3 separate regions of the Homo sapiens genome follow, and regions 1 and 2 are each linked to region 3. A link is a loop called in an ENCODE intact Hi-C map of the cell type or tissue named here. Cell type or tissue: gastrocnemius medialis. All regions are shown on one strand.

The links. A loop is a pair of places that touch in the nucleus more often than their neighbours do. Peaks named below come from ENCODE experiments on the same cell type or tissue, not always from the same donor. Only the 100,000 strongest peaks of a DNase experiment are listed, where the experiment ranks them.
Region 1: a loop joins it to region 3, with 18 times the contacts of the local background. A loop is called at or near these places in 22 of 110 quality-filtered maps.
Region 2: a loop joins it to region 3, with 2.4 times the contacts of the local background. A loop is called at or near these places in 5 of 110 quality-filtered maps.

The regions. Positions count from the first base shown.
Region 1 is chr14:91,139,761-91,142,260 of GRCh38, reverse strand. The region is part of intron 1 of DGLUCY (D-glutamate cyclase); the gene reads right to left. Among named protein-coding and RNA genes, the nearest start is that of SNORA11B, 15 kb to the right of the region's middle. RefSeq lists an enhancer at 26-125 and a silencer at 1,262-1,556. In gastrocnemius medialis, a CTCF peak has its summit at 1,386 (motif pointing right); no DNase peak of the experiment used is centred here; H3K27ac peaks cover 1,004 bases.
Region 2 is chr14:91,037,641-91,040,140 of GRCh38, reverse strand. All of the region lies in intron 1 of RPS6KA5 (ribosomal protein S6 kinase A5), which reads left to right. Among named protein-coding and RNA genes, the nearest start is that of RPS6KA5, 22 kb to the left of the region's middle. In gastrocnemius medialis, no CTCF peak of the experiment used is centred here; a DNase peak (open chromatin) is centred at 1,540; H3K27ac peaks cover 293 bases.
Region 3 is chr14:90,902,181-90,904,680 of GRCh38, reverse strand. It overlaps RPS6KA5 (ribosomal protein S6 kinase A5), which reads left to right. Exons shown (of 17, transcript NM_004755.4): 9 at 1,712-1,873. Among named protein-coding and RNA genes, the nearest start is that of LINC02321, 75 kb to the right of the region's middle. In gastrocnemius medialis, CTCF peaks have their summits at 1,260 and 1,463 (motif pointing left); a DNase peak (open chromatin) is centred at 1,478.

The DNA of each region.
Region 1 (2,500 bases), 240 kb before region 3:
TGTAAACCTTGGGTAGCAATTCAGACCACAAGTTCTAGAGTCAGATAAATATAGACTGAATGCCAAGCTCCAGCTCTACCACCTGTGATCCTTGAGCAGGTTAATTAACCTCTCTGGCCGGGCACGATGGCTCACGCCTGTAATCCCAGCACTTTGGGAGGCAGAGGCAGATGGATCACCTGAGGTCAGGAGTTCAAGACCTGCCTGGTCAACATGATGAAACCTCGTCTCTACTAAGAATACAAAAATTAGCCAGACGTGATGCTACGTACCTCTAGTCCCAGCTACTGAAGAGGCTGAGGCAGGAGAATCGCTTGAACCTGGGAGGCAGAGGTTGCAGTGGGCCGAGATCACGCCACTGCACTCCAGCCTAGGCGACAGAGCAAGACTCTGTCTGAAAAAAAAAAAAAGGCCGGGCGCAGTGACTCACGCCTGTAATCCCCGTACTTTGGGAGGCTGAGGCGGGCGAATCACCTGAGGTCGGGAGTTCAAGACCAGCCTGACCAACGTGGTGAAAGCCCATCTCTACTAAAATTACAAAGTTAGCTGGGTGCAGTGGTGCATGCCTGTAATCCCAGCTACTGGTGAGGCTGAGGCAGGATAATCACTTGAACCCAGGAGGCGGAGGTTGCAGTGAGCCAAAATTGCGCCATTGCACTCCAGCCTGGCGACAGAGTGAGACTCCGCTTCAAAAAAAAAAAAAAAAATTAACCTCTCTGAGTATCCATTGTATCACCTGTGTGAAGGTAATGCTGAACAGTCAAGGGATATGGATCTCATGTGATCGTTCTAAGGATGAAATGGAATAATATTTGTTTAGCAGTGTTTGGCACATAGTAAATGTTCAATATACGATAACTCCTTTTTTTCCTTTTCTTTTTTTTTTTTTAGATGGCGTCTCGCTTTGTCACCCAGGCTGGAGTGAAGTGGTGCAATCTCAGCTCACTGCAACCTCTGCCTCCCAGGTTCAACCGATTCTCCTGCCTTAGCCTCCTGAGTAGCTGGAACTACCACACCCAGCTAATTTTTGTATTTTTAGTAGAGACAGGGATTCACCATGTTGGCCAGGCTGGTCTTGAACTCCTGGCCTCAAGTGATCCACGTGCCTCAGCCTCCCAAAGTGCTGGGATTATAGGTGTGAGCCACTGTGCCCAGCCTGATAACTATTCTTTTTCTATAACACTTACACTCAAGAAAGTCGGAGCACCCTACAAGAAATAACAGACAAACTCGGCCATCATGACCAGCCTTAAGAACTATCCACTGGTAGAAATTTTGACAAGTCTACAGGTCAGCAATCAGACCTGAAGGTTTCCTGAGTCTCATGAAATCCTACAGGATTCACATCTGATCCTCAACAATAGACCAGCCAGGAGAGGGCAGCAAGAGAGAGCCTGAGTCTAACCATTGCTGTTTGAATCACAACCCCTAGGTGTTGTGGGCACTTTACTTGGGAATGTCCAGGTTGATACTCATTTCAAAAGATGGCAGATCTGCTGGCTAGAGGTGTGGCAGCACAGATTACGAATGGGTGGTGACTGTTTATCAGGCTCTTGACTTTCATAAATTATTTTCTTGTTTGTTTGTTTTGGAAAGGGGTCTCACTCTGTCATCCATGCTGGAGTGCAATGGCGTGATCTAGGCTCACTCCAACCTCCGCCTCCCAGGTTCAAGAGATTCTCCCACCTCAGCCTCTCCAGTAGCTGGGATTACAGGCATGTGCCATCATGCCTGGCTAATGTTTGTATTTTAGTAGAGATGGGGTTTCACCATGTTGGCCAGGCTGCTCTTGAACTCCTGACTTCAGGTGATCCGCCAGCCTCAGCCTCCCAAAGTGCTGGGGTTACAGGCTTGAGCCACCGCACCCGACCCATAAATTATTTTCTTTAGATAATCACTCAAGCATCACTATATTGTAGGAAACAACAACATGTCATTGAGACATAGATTTTGGGAGACAGTTTAAATCAAACTGGCAAACTTTTTTGTAAGGTTTGTGAGCTAAGAATAGGTTTTACATTTTTAGGAGTTGTGAAGAAGGAGAAGAAGGAGGAGGAGGAAAGGGAAGAGGAGAAACAACAGTATTGTGAAGGAAAAACAAAAACTTGAACCCTGGTTCACTCTGCCAGAAGGAAGAAAATGAAGCTGAAAGCTGAGTCATGCAAGAATCTGTCTTTCCTTTTGTTCCTAAGCAGATAGCTACACATAAAAGGTTAAAGATCTCTGCAGGTAGTTACTCTATGTTCACCTTATCTTACAGAGAGTGCTGACTTACTATTCCCCTACCTGCTCCCTTTCTCTTGCAACATGGGGATTCAGTCATGTGACCACAGCCTCCCTCTTCCCCCTCCATCCTGCTTTCTCCCCTTTTAAATCCTGAAGTCCTCAAAATCATCTTTGGAGAAAGGCACAGACCCATCTCCTGGGCTTGTCCTTAACCTTGGCAAAATAAACTTCTAAATTGATTGAGAACTGTCTCAGGTACTTTTTGGTTTACAGT
Region 2 (2,500 bases), 140 kb before region 3:
GCCACCTCACCTGGCCCCATGTTTTATTTAGTGGCATGCCATTCACTATTCTGCCAGGACTCTAGTTAGAAACATCCAGACTTCTTCCTCTCTCTCACATTCTCCCCACCCACCAACTTACTCTCCTAGTTGTGTCAGTTATAACTCTGAAATATTAATACCTCCTTTATTTGTTTCTTGCTCATCATTGCCATTACCATAGTCTAAGTTCAGTGTCTAATCTAATGATAATAGCTATCATTTATTTAGCTTTATGTGTCAGGCCTCTTCCAAGATTTTGCCTATCTTACTTAATTTTCACAGCACACCTATGTGATGGGTACTGTATTTGACACCTGTGGTGCGCAACCTCATCCTTCTATCTGCCTTACTCTGGAGTCAAGCTGTGGCTGTGGGCTGTGACAAACAGTTCTGTTTGGGCTTCAGCTCACTTCAAGGTGATGGCACCTGGTTTTAAGCACATATTGCTGCACATTGTTTACTTTCCGTCCCAGGCTTTTGACTCCTCCAAGGCTTAGTTCTCTGGTGGGAACTGGCTCAGGAAGCATAAATGTGCATCTCAGAAACATAAGGACCTTGATGTCCCACTGGGGCAACCTTCAACTAATGGAGTATGAGAGCTGAAAATAAATGCTTATTTGTATTGATCTGAGAGTAGAAAATTCTGAGGGGCATTCCATATGTTCCTCAAAAGATCCAGATCAGATTGAGTTGGTAATGCATTTTTGTATTGGTTTTTCTTTATTCTCGATTTCACTCTCAATTCCTCCTCACTTCTGATTGGGATTACCTTCCAAATCGCTTTCATGAATCCAGGCTAAGACATTTATTATCTACCATGGTTCTAGAAATTGACAATATCCACTGGGATCTCAGAGTGGATGACTTACTGGTGAGACTGCAACAAGGACCCCATTGCTGGTGGTAGTGGGTACTAATAGCCCCCTGCATGCATCACAGCACAGTTAATAAGACTCTTACCTTCAGGGGATTGGGACTAGAATTGAATGGAAGGTGAAGAGTTGGGTTAATTGATAGCTCTAGGACTTGAATGGTATGGGGATGGTGGAAATCAATAAGGATTTGGAGTTAATGGACCTCTTTTAGCTTTTGAAATCTTGAGGACAAGAGATCAGCCAGTTATCAATGCAGGGTACACTGTGAAAAGAGGGCCTATGGCAGCATTTGGAAAGATCCCCATTGCTTGTGACTATAGGACAGATTATGCCAAAAATCAGGCTGAAGATTTAATCATAAGGGTGAAAGAGCTGTATACCTTCTGTGGTGGGTTTGTACTGTGTCAACTGGGCTAAACTGGAATTATGTTTCCCAGAACTCCCTTCTAGGCTCTAGATTAGCACTGGCCATGAGACATTTTGAGTGAGATTTGGAAGACAGAAGTGAAGCAGCAGCAGCTGGATATATTTTATGGCTAAAGATTGGTGCTGGTACTAGGCACTGTTGTAACTCCCACACATGATTGCTAAGCTGCTGTGTCATATTGTTGGTTTGGAGCAGTAGCCAGGTCTGCGGCTCCTTCAGCTCTTGTTGCATCACTGCCATCAGCTTCTGGCAATTCTGGGCCAGTGTGTACAGCTTTTCTGCAGGTTATCTGAATCATTGAGTTTGGAAGCCTGAAGGTGGTGAGAGACAGACATGGACTCTTGTTTGTCCTCATGGGTTCCAGATTGTCTTTGGGATTCCAGTCTATTCTTACTTTTTTCTATTTTGTATTACTCTTTCCTTTACAACTCCAGATGTGGAAGCAGTCTTATACAGACTCTTTAACCAACTCCCACACCTGTGTGAGGCCAAACTCCTATATAAGTCTCTTATTGTATAATTCATAGTGGTCCTACCTCTCATACACCCTTGACAGGTGTTCAGGGCCAAAGTCTGACCCTAACATGGGAAGAGTAGGACCCTGATGAAATCTCAGAAGGAGACTTCTAAGTGGATGACCTGAGAATCTTGAACTCCTTAATTTTCCTGAGTCCTCTGGATAGGCAGGATCAACACCTTGTTAGAGAGAATAACTTTTCCTTGTTTGGAAACCAGGCAGAGATCACATAGAGATGGATTTCTTACAAGGTGATACTTGTTCTCCTTAAGCTCTGTCCCATCTCTCACCCCTATTTCCTCCAGAACAATAGCTAGACACAATCTCAGCATAGCCTAATCAGGGATGTTTTTCTTATTCTGGGAGTAAATACTCAAGCACGTAATCCCAGGACCTGGCTAATATGTACCAGTAGGAACAGAAGGAACATTTAGGGAGGTGGATCTTGCAGGTCTTGCCTGGAGTGGGCTGGCGGAATAATAAGGATGAATAAGGGAGAATTTATTAACATGGGAACGCTATTCGTAACTCAGGATTTGACATCCTAATAACTTGGTCCTAGGATACACTGGTGGGATGGTTTCTTGAAGCTTGGACATGAGTATGACCTATAGTACATTAGATAAATATGCAAGAACTTCTTTGGCAGAGTATATTGAG
Region 3 (2,500 bases):
TTCCATTTTCTACATATTAAACATTCTCCTGCTAACAACATGTTTCTTTAAATTACCCCTTTCCTCTAGAAGTTTATTTTAATATATATACAATGGCCAAGCACAAGTTATGTGCTTATAATGGAAAACATTACAGCTGCAGAGAGAAAAAAACACTTAACTAGAAAGTCAAGAGACTGTGTTCAAATCCTGACTCTTCCACCAACTGGTGTTTGGGTGAAAAGGTTATTTCTTATTTCTCGGCCTCAGTTTCACTGGATCAAATAAAGGAGATGAACTAAATGATCTGAATTCCATTTTAGCTGAGAAATTTGAAGATCTGTGATTTAATTATTTTGTTTCTATTGCATCTACAAGACAGCATAATAAAAAACATTTTATGGGCCAGGCGCAGTGGCTCACACCTGTAATTATTTTGTTTTGGGTTTTTTGTTTGTTTTCTTTTTGGCTTAACACCTTTCTGAAGCACTTCGGGAGGCCAAGGTGGGCGGATCACTAGGTCAGGAGATCGAGACCATCCTGGCTAACACAGTGAAACCCTGTCTCTGCTAAAAATACAAAAAATTAGCCGGGCATGGTGGCGGTCGCCTGTAGTCCCAGCTACTCAGGAGGCTGAGGCAGGAGAATGGCGTGAACTCAGGAGGTGGAGCTTGTAGTAGTGAGCCGAGATCGCGCCACTGCCCTCCAGCCTGGGCGACAGAGCGAGACTCCGTCTCAAAAAAAAAAAAAAATTTATGGTAGTTGATTAAACTTACTAAATTTTATCAACCAAGAAGTGCACATTTTCATATTTTACTGTCACTGAAATCAGTATGCATGTTACAGTGGCCATCATCTTATATTCTTATGATTAATACTTTTTTCTTCTTAATGATACATAAAATAATTGTGTATCTTACTATCAGTAATGGCATCTTAGATTTGAAAAAATGTGGTAGTAGGAGACCTGTAGGATTTAATTCAGTAAGTGTTATCTGAGATTGTTTTAAATGATAGAAGGAGCACAAAGAAACAGAGCAAAGGGTTGGATTTCAGTAATATAACTCAGTAAGTGACCTAGAGGGAAAAGGGGCTTGCATTATTCTATGGGGGACATAAGAGGCAGTGTTTAAAATGCTTGAACACAGTTGAATAAGAAAAGAGTGATCACATCCATATGATGGTATCATTTGAACTTCTAGACATAAGCACATGCCTGATTTACAGTGGATTTATTTTCCAGTCTGTCTGGATGCCCAGGAGGAAAAGCAAGTGCAGGCAGAGAGCTAAGTAACACTGCCTCTAGAAAATAGGAACATTCTTTTAGAGCTAATATCCACATCTGTAGAGCCTTTGGAAACCCTTTATTTCAGTTTTTTATTTTGTTTTGGGTTTTTTGTTTTCTTTTTGGCTTAACACCTTTCTGAGGAGGCTCAGGACAAAAGTATTCTTCTGTTGTCTTTAAAGGTAAACTAGGGTGTCTTGGTGCCCCCCAGAGGACACTCTGAGATTCAACAGCGATAGTCTCATCTTTGAGGCACAGCATTGGTTGGAGCTATAAACTGCTGTGATCTTGTTTGGAGAAAATATGTTTTTTATTATTGATTTGAAATATGTTCTCTTATTTTTATCCTCTCTCCCTACCAGTCAAAATCCTAATTTATCTTTGTTATTCTTAGAAAGTACATTTTGACTATTGATTTCTACTTTGTACCAACTTTCTTTGTTTTAGAAAATAAATTGGGATGATTTAGCCGCCAAAAAAGTGCCTGCACCATTTAAGCCAGTCATTCGAGATGAATTAGATGTGAGTAACTTTGCAGAAGAGTTCACAGAAATGGATCCCACTTATTCTCCCGCAGCCCTGCCCCAGAGTTCTGAGAAGCTGTTTCAGGTAATTTCCCATCCTGTGCACATGCACATTGGCCATATGTCCTTTGAAAGAAAAGATTAAATTTCCCATATTGAAGTAGTTTTGTTGGCATCATAAAAATGGGATTCTCTAATATCCTCTAAATTATTAAATGCAGAAATATTGCACATTGTTAACCGAAGCTTATAGTTTGCTCAATAGCAGATATTGTTTATGCATTTATTTTTGATATAAGGGAAGTTTTAATTTTATACCTGAAATTTTATTTTTGTTCAGATTCTTTTATAGAAAATACAATAATCTTTTATTTTACCTCTATTCATATTTAAAAATTTTTATTTATATAGACAGGGTCTCACTCTGATGCCCAGACTGGAGTGTAGCAGTGCTGTCCTAGCTCACTGCAGCCTCAGACTCCTGGGCTCAAGTGATCCTCTCACCTTAGCCTCTGGGATAGCTGAGACCACAGGTGCAAACCAGCACACCCAGCTAATTTTTCTATTTTTTGCAGAGATAGGATCTTGCTATGTTGCCTAAGCTGGTCTTGAACTCCTGGCCTCAAGTGATCCTCCTGCCTTGGCCTCCCAAAGTGCTGGCATTACAGGCATGAGCCACCACGTCCAGCCAAAAAAATTTTTTTTTTTTAAG